Linked DNA regions of Homo sapiens: regions 2 and 3 are each linked to region 1. The links are chromatin contacts, found by Hi-C or POLR2A ChIA-PET in ENCODE. All regions are on one chromosome and are shown on one strand. The core of a region is the stretch at or near the end of the contact, and the rest is flanking DNA. Distances in the headings are between cores, read along the strand shown.

Region 1 (3,540 bases), core at 147-2,646:
TAGCTGGGACTACAGGCACCCACCACCATGCCCGGCTAATTTTTTGTGTGTGTGTGTATGTTTAGTAGAGGCAAGGTTTCACCGTGTTAGCCAGGATGGTCTCGATCTCCTGACCTCGTGATCCACCCAACTCAGCCTCCCAAAGTGTTGGGATTACAGGTGTGAGCCATCACGCCCAACCAAGAGAAACTTTTTATCAGAGCCTAAACTATTCAGATTTTACCAGAGTCTAACCAACCTGGAGAAAGGGAAATACCTAACTGCAGCACACACTGGCCATCCTGTCCTGCTGAAGGACGGGAAGAAGATTGAGAAGCATGTGTAAAGTTCAGAGTCCAGAGGTACAGACTCTCTGTAAGACTGACACTTAATCATAGGAACATAAAAAGCCTCCTTTTCCCCCATGTTACTAAAGGCCTCTATGCAGCAGTTCCTTTCATCTACTGCATCATGAACAGATATCAAGAAAAAAATTACAAGGCATACTAGAAGGAAAAAAACACACAGTATGAAGTGACAGAGCAAGCAAGATGAGACTCAAATATGTCAGGGATGTTGGAATTTTCAGAGTAGAAATTTAAAACAACTATGACTAATATGCTAAGGGCTCTAGTGGATACACAGTAGAGAATGTGTGAGAACAGATGGGAAATGTAGGCACAGAGACTGAAATTCCAAGAAAGCATGAAAAGAAAATGATAGAGATAAAAAACACTTTAACAGAAATAAAGAATGCCTTTGAGTAGTAGGCTAGACATAGACGAGGAAAAAGATGCAGAGTTTGAGAATATCTCAATAGAAACTTCTGAAACTGAAAAGAAAAAAAAAAGACTAAGAAAAAAAGAACAGAATATCCTAGAACTGTGGGGCAACTACAAAAGTTATAATAGGTATAATGGGGATACCACAAGGAGAATAAAGAGAGAAAGAAATAGAAGAAGTTTTTGAAGTAATGAATGATACTTCCCCATTTTCTGCAAATTAATGTTAGACACCAAACCACAGATCTAACAAGCTCAGAGAACACCAAGCAGGATGAATGCCAAAAAACACCCCACAACTACACATATACATATGATATTCAAACTGTGAAAAATCAAAGGTAAAGAAAAAATCTTGAAAGAATCTAGAGGAAAAAAAAGATGTTACCTACAGAGTAGCAATAATTGTCCCTTAGTCTGAATCTTCTGCAGAATGACTTGTGTTTCATAAATAGCTCAAGACTTTCAAAAGCAGATACTTGAAATCATGAGTTCTCCAAGAAATAGATGTGTTTTGAGAAAATAAATGATGTGGACAGCAAACTATGCGAAGCACATTCTTTAAGCATTAGTGCAGTCGAGTGATGATGAAACACCAAATGGACCAAGTGCACACTGACTTCTACCTATTGGCTTCCTGCCCCACCATGACACAGGCCTTGCTTTCAGCTAAGCCTGCAAGCTGCTCTTGTAACCCTAACCTTCCTGATGTCAATTATCCAGTAAAATAATACTCAAGTGGATATCAAAATTAATACCTTCCTTTCGTGGACATATTGTTTCTACCCTGTATTGTCTCTCGGAATCAGTCATCCTGAATACAAATATTAAAGATTTTGTTCCTCAGTCATTCCCCTAGTTCACACAGCCAACAATCTAACTCTTTGGCAGGGAAATCTTAGCCCAGTGAACTAAATTTTTCCAAATTTCTCCACTTCCTACTGAGCAGAAAGTTGGAATTTTTATGATTGCAAATTTTGCACTGAACATGTGTTCAACAAATGCGACTCAAATATCAACTTCCCAAACCGAGTTCTATCTAGGGGGCATATGAAGGTTGGGGAAAAGGTAAAAGGAGCCTGGGACATACTTACGGTGATGGCAAGGGGTCATTCTTCATCCTAACTCCTCTGTTTTCTAAAGAAAGCCAGCCAGCATAGACAGAGAACCCCTACATAGCACTGGGGAATTAGGGGGTGGAAAGCAGAAAGACCACTGGGGAACCTGGAAACTAGACGTAGATATGTTTGTTTCCTGTCCAAAACAAATCTTTTCCCATATTTGTTTCACATAGATTATATCTTCAAAGGCATGATCCTCTCCTCTTGTGAATGCAAAATTTAGGAAGATTAAATGTGTTTGTGGTTAAAATTGTTTCTTATAACCAATTCTGAGGCATTTAGAAAACTTGAGGGAACTCTGTGATCCCTTGAGTCCACAGATAGCAGAATAGACCCTCTGGGATGAACCAAGGGTTCTTGTGAGTTTTAGGAACAGACCTTATGTCATATATCACTTTTCTCTGCCAGCCAAGCTGGTACAAATCCTACATATGACTTTGCATCATGATAACAGGAAGAAGTCACATTTCTGGCAAATTCAGTTATACAGAACACAGTCTCAAATTTAAAAGAAAAATCACTGAAGCCATAAGACAAATCACAAAGGAAATGCACTAAAGCTTGAGTTTTTAGGGTTCTCAATCCTATTGACTCTTACTCTACATACAATCTAACATGCCTAATTGCATGGTGAAGAACTTTGACTGCTGTCACGCCATGCAAGATTGGATTCCTGGCTTTGCTTCTAATTAATCACCAACCAGGGTAAGTATGTGCAGCCTCTCTAAACCTCTACTTAACTGTAAAATGGGGATGATCATGGTGCCAACATCTTAAGATCAAATGAGATATAAGAAAAGACGTGTTTAGTACAGTGTGTGGCCCATGGTAATTGCTTAATAAATATTTCCAGTTATTATTATAGCTAAAGAAATGGAGAAGAAAAATTATAAAAGAACTAAAAGGCCACAGCAGACTGAGGCATTTATTACTGCAGGAGTATCCTCTCATAGTCCTGTGATCACTGATGTAATTAATGTATTGGCACAAAAGATGATAATCAGCTTCCATGAGGAGAATCAGGGTTATTAAGAAAAACTTAGATGATCCTCAAGACAACTTTTTTAAGATGATAGAAATGTTAGAAAATTTCTTCAATGTATTATTTTTCTTATCAAAAAATAAACTCAATTATAATAAAATAAAACATCCTTGAAGTTTAATAAAAATCTACTTAATTAGGTATTTGTTTCTGGGAAGATGGAATATCCAACTTTTTCCCTATTCTCAACAAGGACAACTAAAAACACTGCACCTTATATACAGAATAAACAGAAGAATCTGAGAGGTGGAGAGAAAGCAGACTGCCTAGACGTCAGGCCCTGAGAAATGATGCAGTGCTGAATTCCCTGAATTTCTTTTTGCTCCATATAACCCAGGCTTGGAGCTAAAGAAGCTGGCAACCCAGAAACACCAACCCAGATTTTAAAAGCCCTAACAAAAGTTGGTTCTCTCTAGCTAAAGGACCAAGAAAGGGGAAGCTAGCAAACTTTAGACAGTAACTTCTCTACTTCAGCCAAACACCCTAGACAAACTGTGGCCCAGCTCCCACTCATGCCAGCAGATGTCAAGTGGGAATCCCAGATTTCCACCCTCATGAGGCTGTGATGAGGTGCCCCAACATCCCTGGTAAGGTGGCATCAGAGAGGCCAAGTAGG
Region 2 (3,624 bases), core at 555-3,054, 140 kb before region 1:
GTGAGACAGATGTGGGGGTGGGGATGTGCCATGGTGGTGAGCAGGCAGGAGTGATGGTGCCTGGGAAGAGGCAGGCGAGGGTCACGAGAGCCTGCAGAGAAAAGGAGGCATTTGAGTCGGTCATGAAGGACACCAGCAGTTTTTACAGGTGGACAAAAGACATGTAAGGCAAAGAGAACCTCAAAGAGAGAAAGTGTGGACATCTGGATGGGTTTGCCAGGTCTGGGGAACTGAAAGGAGGTCTGAGTGACTGCTAAGATTAAAGGCACAGAGTGGGAGGTGAGGAGGCTAGGAAGTTCTAGAGGGTTCAAATCAGAAATGCTTTGTCCTGTAAATCGTGTGGAGCTGTGGAAAGGCTTTAAGCAGGTGAGTGATGTGATTAGGTTTACGTTCCCGAGAAATCATTCCATCACACTGTGGAGAACGGACTGGAAAAAGATCTTCGTGGATGCAGAAGATGAGCATAGACACTGTTGCTGTGGCCCGAGCAGGAGAGAATGAGGCCCAGACCCAGGGCAGTAGAGGTGGAGGTGTAGAGGAGGGACACAGTGAGAGAGAGAGATGGAGGAGACTGAAGAACACTGAGTGAGTAAACTGGAAGTGGTGGATGCAGGAGACCAGGAGGAGCCAGGGTTGTCCAGGATTTCTGGCAGAGCTGACTTGGTGAGTGAGGGCATTATTGACTCTGACAGATAAATGAGAAGAAAACCAGCTTCTGAGGGGTAGTGGAAGCAGATAGGGGCATGCGGGGCATGTTGAGATGTGTTGGGACATGCTGCGATTGAAGGGGCCTGCGGCCATCAGGTGAAGTGTGTAGCCGACATTTGGAAGTACTGGCCTAGAGCTTAGGTGAAAGCCTGGCTGAATAGGTAAGGTGCCACTGGTGTCATAGAATGAGGAGAAAGTAGTATCAGAAAATCACAGAAGAACGTAGTTTTAGACAGAGTGGTCAGTACAGCATTATCAAATACTGTCAAGGGCTGGGCAAGGTGACTCATGCCTGTAATCCCAGCACTTTGGGAGGCCAGGAGTTTGAGACCAACCTGGGCAACATGATGAGACTCCATCTCTACAGAAAATTTAAAAATTAGCCAGGCATGGTGGCGCACCTGTAGTCCCCAGCCACTCAGGAGGCTGAGGTGAGAGGATCGCTTGAGCCTAGGAGGTTGAGGTTGCAGTGAGCCATGATTGTGCCACTGCTCTCCAGCCTGGGCATCAGAGAAGGCAAGTAAGAGAAGAGCTGAAAGGGGCCCCTTGGATTCGATCATCTCCTGCCAGCTCTTGCTTTGTGGAACTGTGGTGGAGGTGGAAAACAGATTACAACAGGATGGGGGAAGCAGGGTAGGAAGCAGGTTGAAAAGCCAGTACGGATGACCAGATGACCATTTTCCTTCAGTTTAGCTGGGAGAGGATTCAGAAAGCACTGGCCGGTAAGGTACCCATGGGGTCAGGTTTAAATCATCATTCTAGTTGTAGACCCCACATGGCTCCACATTGAACTCCTGACCCCACTCCAGTATCAAGGCTTTGTCTCGATATTGTCTGTGGCTGAGAAGTAGTGCACTATCAGGTCTATAAAATCTCTGGTAAAATAAAAAAAAACTCTTATTATTTCTATTTTTTAGATAGTTTTAGGATGCTTGAGAGTCATGTTTTAATTCCCCCATCCCTGCAGTGAGATGTTATGTTGCTTTCTGGAAAACCTTTGGGAGTCATCAGTTATCCTCTTCCACGGTTAAATAATCGACGTCCTTTGCTGTCGGCTGGAGCAGGGGGTGCTGTCCTGTGACTCATGTGTTCTCATTCACAGCATGTTGAGCAATGCACTTGGTGCTAGTGCCTAATAAAGCATGCTGAGGATGTTGTCACTGAGCTCGAATTTTCCTCAGTGGGGCTAGATTTCTGTCACCACACATTTTTCTTCTTGCTACACTCTGAGACACTTCTCAATGAAACATTTGTCCTTTTTTCCTTTATTATGTCTAGAACGGTGTCTTCTCTAACTTAGTATTGCATTTTGCTGTCGGGTATTTATCTCTGATTCTGAATTGTATTTTTAGTGTTGCTTGTGTTCTTTCCTTTTCCTTTTTCCCCAACAAAGAACTTCTTGGAAGGTCTTCCATCCCTGTCTCCCTCCAGACTGCCTTAGGGAAGCCAGAAGCCATGCACAGTGAGACTTATGATGCGGACGTTGGCTCTGATGAGAGGCCAATACCACAGCCCTCAGAAGGGCAAAGGCTCAGCTCCCTGGATAGACCACTCCTTATTCCCACCACACTAATTAATTGTCATCTCAGAAGGCAATGAGACCAATTGTTCTGGCATTGCCCTGGCCAAGCCAACTCTGGAAGAGGCAGTGAGCTGCCAGCTTTTCTGCTGTTGGCCAGGAATCTGTATCCCAGCAGTCTGTCAGGGAAAACAGGCCAATTTGGGGTTTGAATTGCTGCCTCAGAGATGCCAGCAATGGGGTTGCTTGTTAAGAGAGTTGCACCCTAAGACTCTAGTGAAATAGCTTGAAGATCTGTGAGAGTGGTTTGAATTCCGACATGTGAAAGTATGTGCTTTGCTTGTGAAGTGGAAATTGCCCTATTCAAGTGGGCTTATGAGTCCCCTTTGTCACTTAGCTTGTCACTGAACTTAAAATCTTTGTTCTTTACTTTCAACTTTACTGAGGGGGAAGAATTTGGTGTTAATAGATGTGAAAGCTCTGTAGAAGATGTTACTGGACACATCAGAGAAAGAACTGTGATTTTTAGACTCTTGGCAGTGGCTTCACAGTGGCCCCAAGGAGACAGGGGTAGGTGGGACTGTTCTCATTGATCGTGATAGAGACAGTGAAGCAGAAAACCACTTATGTGATTTGTCTGAGGTCCTACCTAGCTGGCTGAAATCCAGAGCATCCAACACGACTACATCACCTAACATCTAAAATGACATTGCCTTGAAGGGAGAGAAACTGAAATGGACAGATACTTAAGTGCAGGTCTGCTGCTACCATAGAGTGCCTTTGTGCAAATGGAAAAGGCATCTCTAGGCCCCATGGGCAGGCAGATTACACAAAGGTGCTTCTTAGTGACTAACCAAGGCACACAGCTTGGTGAGCAGAATGCTGACTGGTTCCAGGCCCCAGGTTGATCTCCACCACATGTCCCTTTGCACAAGGCCCAAAATGCACAACCACATAGGGAGGCCCTGCATAGACGTTTGCCTTGACAGTGGACTAGTTCATAGATATTTGTAGCCAGTTGACCAAATCCTTATTTTACCTCCCCACTTTTCATTCCCAAGGTAAAAAATAAAGTTCATCTATTAAAAAACTAATTGTATGTGCCCCACCTTAACAGTATTCTTAAGGAGCTCTATTTTTTTAACCACTTTTCTCTCCCTGTAAATTATACTACCCACCCTTCCTTTTTGATATCTGCTGTAGCAAATTGTAAGGCAGCACTCTGCCCACAGGACGTGGTCTTTAAAGGAGTCATTTCCTCTTCCATCTCCTCCAGGCCATTCCCATCGTGTTTTTCGTGGCACTGGCAACAGGAAGGCACACTGAATAGCAGTGCTGAAAAGGCACTTTGTTGTTTATGTTATTACTGTGGGTTTGTCTCTGCCTAATAATTAGCG
Region 3 (3,543 bases), core at 816-3,315, 190 kb after region 1:
GTGTGGCTTCCAGGTGCGTCCTCACCCTCTTCCTGCTGATGATACCTCTTTTTTGGCACTTTATACCTATTTTTGAAACAATGAATTAATGGGTGGCCCCTCGCTCCCTATTTTTGAAACAATGAATTAATGGGTGGCCCCTCGCTCCCTATTTTTGAAACAATGAATTAATGGGTGGCCCCTTGCTCCCTATTTTTGAATGAATGAATGAATGAATGAGCGGCCCCTCCCTGAAACGTGGGCATCCGCATCTCCTGCACTCCTACACATCTCCACACCATAAGAACAAGCATCTATGGGCAGGAAAGTCCTCACAGAGAGCTCAGGTCGGAAGGGCAGGAAGATGAGGAAGAATTCCCATGATATTTTTCAGGTTGCTTGATTTCTGTTAAATTTGGCGATGAGAGGGTTAAATGATTGGAGGACGATTTTCCCTAACCAACGTGCCATTTCTGTGATTCCTCCACTCTCTCACTAGCAGAGAAAGGTCCAAACTGCACCAGGCACTTGGCTGGCTCTGGCTGTTCACACGTCTGAGTCCAGCCAACAGTGGGCTCTGTGTTAAGGGAAATCAAGAGCCTGTTCTTTTCAACCACGATCCTCACTTTCCCATCTTTAAGAGACAGGTTGTCATTATTGTTGTAAGAGATGTTTTGATTTTATATATTTGGCCAGAGATTACTCTTGTCACTGTCCACAAAGGTGTAACTTGATGTCCTTCCTAACCCCCATGCCAGGTCAAGACCTGTGTTACATTCCCCTGCCCCCTACCGCCCCCCACCCCCAATGGGGTCTCACTCTTTTGCCCAGGCTGGAGTGCAGTGGTGCCATCTCAGCTTACTGCAACCTCCGCCTCCTAGATTCAAGTGATTCTCCCACCTTAGCTTCCCGAGTAGCCAGGACTACAGGTGCACACCACCACACCCATCTAATTTTTGTATTTTTAGTGGAGATGTGGTTTCACCATGTTGGCCAGGCTGGTCTCGAACTCCTGGCCTCAAGTGATCAGCTGCCTTGGCCTCCCAAAGTGCTGGGATTACAGGTGTGAGCCACCATGCCCGGCTGACCTGTGTTACTTTGATTATGAACACCCATCTATGACAGTTTTGCTTCCCTGCCTCCAAGTGAGTGGTATCTCTGCCACTAGAGGTTGATATGAATGACTGATAATGCCAAATAATAATTTTCACCTAGGAAACTTAGACAAGGAGACCTAACCCATAGCAATAGTAGACATTTGATAAATATTTGTTATACGAATGAAATGAATAGCACAAGCTAAGAGTGCTTTCTAAAGATTGGGCCCAAGAGAAGACAAAATGGGCAACTAGTCTGATATTACAAAGCTTCGAGGATTTAATGGTCCATTGCCTTGTGAAGGAGATCCTTGAGTAAAGGTTTCCTGGAGACCTCTAAGTCTTCAGTGACTCTCTGCTTGCGGGTCATGTACCACCTGCCCCTGTTAGTTCCCATCTCTCCCCATAGTGTGAAACTCTGTTACATGGCTGTCTCTTCCTGCTCTGGGTTTTTTTTTTTTTTTTTTTTTTTGTGAGACAGGGTCTTGCTGCGTTGCCTGGGTTGAGTGCAGTGGCATGATCATGGCTCACTGCAACCTCGACCTCCCAGGCTTAAGCAATCCTCCCACTTCAGCCTCCTAACTGGGACTACAGGTGCACACCCCCAGGCCTGGCTAATTTTTTATTTTTTTGTAAAGATGGGGTCTCCCTATGTTGCCCAGGCTGGTCTTGAACTCCTAGACACAAGTGATCCTCCTACCTTGGCCTTCCAAAGTGTTGGGATTACTGACGTGAGCCACAGAAACTGGCACCAGCTCACTCTTGAATTCCTCAAGAGCAATGCTGTATTCCTGTCTGTTTCCTCCAGCTCTCAGACAAAGGCAATGCATAAACAAACAAACAAATACCTTTTGAATTCCAGATGAACACCATTAGAAATCTCAAGTTATTATAACATAGTTTTGGCATTTTAAGGGCGGGGAACCCAATAGCAGATCAACAGCCTCTCTTTTACTATTTTTGCAAGCCTTGTGGTTTTTGGCAGCAGTGGCTGCCCGGCTCTGCCGCATGCTCATTCAGCTTCAACCACAGTGACCTCCTTTCTTTTGGTCCCTGTATTCACAATGCTCCTTCAAGCCCAGGACTTTTCCACATGCTCCTCTCTCTGCTTCCCTTTCCTCTTTGCCTGCCCACGTCTTTCTTGTCCTCCACTAGAATGGAAGATCTATGAAGGCCAAGGTCTATGCCTACTTTTCCCCACCTTTGTAGCTGCAGTGCCTGACATAGATGCAGGCCAGTTTGCCAAAAGCCTATCCACTGAAGAACTCATTCCTGGGGCAAAGGAATGTGATTTTTTTATGAGCCCATGCAGTTGACCTTAAGGCCACATTCTGGCCTTTCTTGAACGTGTCTCTCGCAGTGTCCAGCCTCATTTCCTCTCCCTATTGGATTGTGGTTTCCTGCTTCTCCCAGGCCTCACTGTCATCTCACATCCTCCATCTGCCTGAACGTCCTGAAACTGATTTCCTTTGTACTCATAAATAGCTAACTTCATTTATTTGTCTTAAATAAGAAATCTGGGCTGGGCGCAGTGGCTCATGCCTGTAATCCCAGCACTTTGGGAGGCCGAGGTGGGCGGATCACAAGGACAGGAGATCGAGACTATCCTGGCTAACACGGTGAAACCCCGTCTCCACTAAAAATACAAAAAATTAGCCGGGCGTGGTGGCAGACGCCTGTAGTCCCAGCTACTTGGGAGGCTGAGGCAGGAGAATGGCGTGAACCCGGGAGGCGGAGCTTGCAGTGAGCCGAGATCGCACCACTGCACTCTAGCCTGGGGGACAGAGTGAGACTCTGTCTCAAAAAAAAAAAAAAAAAAAAAAATCTGATATTATAGAAGACTTTCTTTGACACCTTCTTTTTCCACCCACCCACCCTTGGGTTAGATACTCTTTCCAGTGTACCTGTAATGCCCAGTATCCTTCGTATTACATTATAATTCTTAATTTATGCATCTCTCCCACTTCAGACCAAGAGTTCTTTGATGGGGAATCATGTCGGGTTTACCTCTGCATCCCTTCGGGCTCAATAAACGTGAAGTCAATGATATTAAGACGCTGTGTGAAGACAATATTATGAACCCAAAGGTATCTGAGAGATTCATCTAGGTGGTAGTATCCACAACCTCAGAGGACGTGCTCAGCTGTTCTCCCATGGGATAGAATTTTGCCTCCTTGACTATGGGACTGTGATATCGGGCAAAAAGCAACAGGGGTCCACATGGCCATGTTTGTCTTTTTCCAAAGAAATATTTGGCCATTGGAAATATTGCTTCTGAGTTGCAAGATAACCAAAAAGCCTGGCATGGGGCCCTAAACTTAGTTTGGGAAGCTTGGGATTGGCCATGCTTAGCTCTTGGGATGTGTTTGTTGAGCTGCAAATGTACCCTTCCAGGAAAAGTTAAGTCTGTGACAATGACTTCTCAAGCAGAGACACCAGACAGCTGTTTTAGAATCCCTGAGGGCCA

Evidence for each region. Hi-C counts contacts between places; a loop is a spot of excess contacts on that map. ChIA-PET counts read pairs that join two places held with the same protein, here RNA polymerase II (POLR2A). Pooled maps may share reads with other maps.
Region 2: a map of ascending aorta shows a loop between it and region 1 (9-fold over the local background). The contact joins two enhancer-like sites. A Hi-C loop is called at or near these places in 2 of 168 maps with a recorded cell type or tissue (ascending aorta and endothelial cell of umbilical vein) and 4 of 50 pooled maps.
Region 3: a loop to region 1 is called in a map of endothelial cell of umbilical vein, with 11 times the contacts of the local background. The contact joins two enhancer-like sites. A Hi-C loop is called at or near these places in 2 of 168 maps with a recorded cell type or tissue (PC-3 and endothelial cell of umbilical vein) and 1 of 50 pooled maps. POLR2A ChIA-PET finds 5 or more read pairs at or near these places in 5 of 52 experiments (A673, BJ, PC-3 and 2 more).

What each region holds. Positions count from the first base shown.
Region 1 is chr9:77,705,692-77,709,231 of GRCh38, reverse strand. No RefSeq gene overlaps it. Among named protein-coding and RNA genes, the nearest start is that of GNA14, 59 kb to the right of the region's middle. RefSeq lists an enhancer at 1,205-1,499. Within about 2 kb of position 1,396, at least 2 of the 41 ENCODE cell types and tissues checked have a DNase peak (open chromatin) inside an H3K27ac peak, as active enhancers do; they include endothelial cell of umbilical vein, where a contact is called at or near this core.
Region 2 is chr9:77,847,296-77,850,919 of GRCh38, reverse strand. The region is part of intron 2 of GNAQ (G protein subunit alpha q); the gene reads left to right. Among named protein-coding and RNA genes, the nearest start is that of GNAQ, 180 kb to the left of the region's middle. Within about 2 kb of position 1,804, at least 16 of the 41 ENCODE cell types and tissues checked have a DNase peak (open chromatin) inside an H3K27ac peak, as active enhancers do.
Region 3 is chr9:77,513,966-77,517,508 of GRCh38, reverse strand. All of the region lies in intron 2 of GNA14 (G protein subunit alpha 14), which reads left to right. It overlaps GNA14-AS1 (GNA14 antisense RNA 1), which reads right to left. Exons shown (of 5, transcript NR_121184.1): 3 at 1-66. Among named protein-coding and RNA genes, the nearest start is that of GNA14-AS1, 68 kb to the right of the region's middle. Within about 2 kb of position 2,065, at least 7 of the 41 ENCODE cell types and tissues checked have a DNase peak (open chromatin) inside an H3K27ac peak, as active enhancers do; they include endothelial cell of umbilical vein, where a contact is called at or near this core.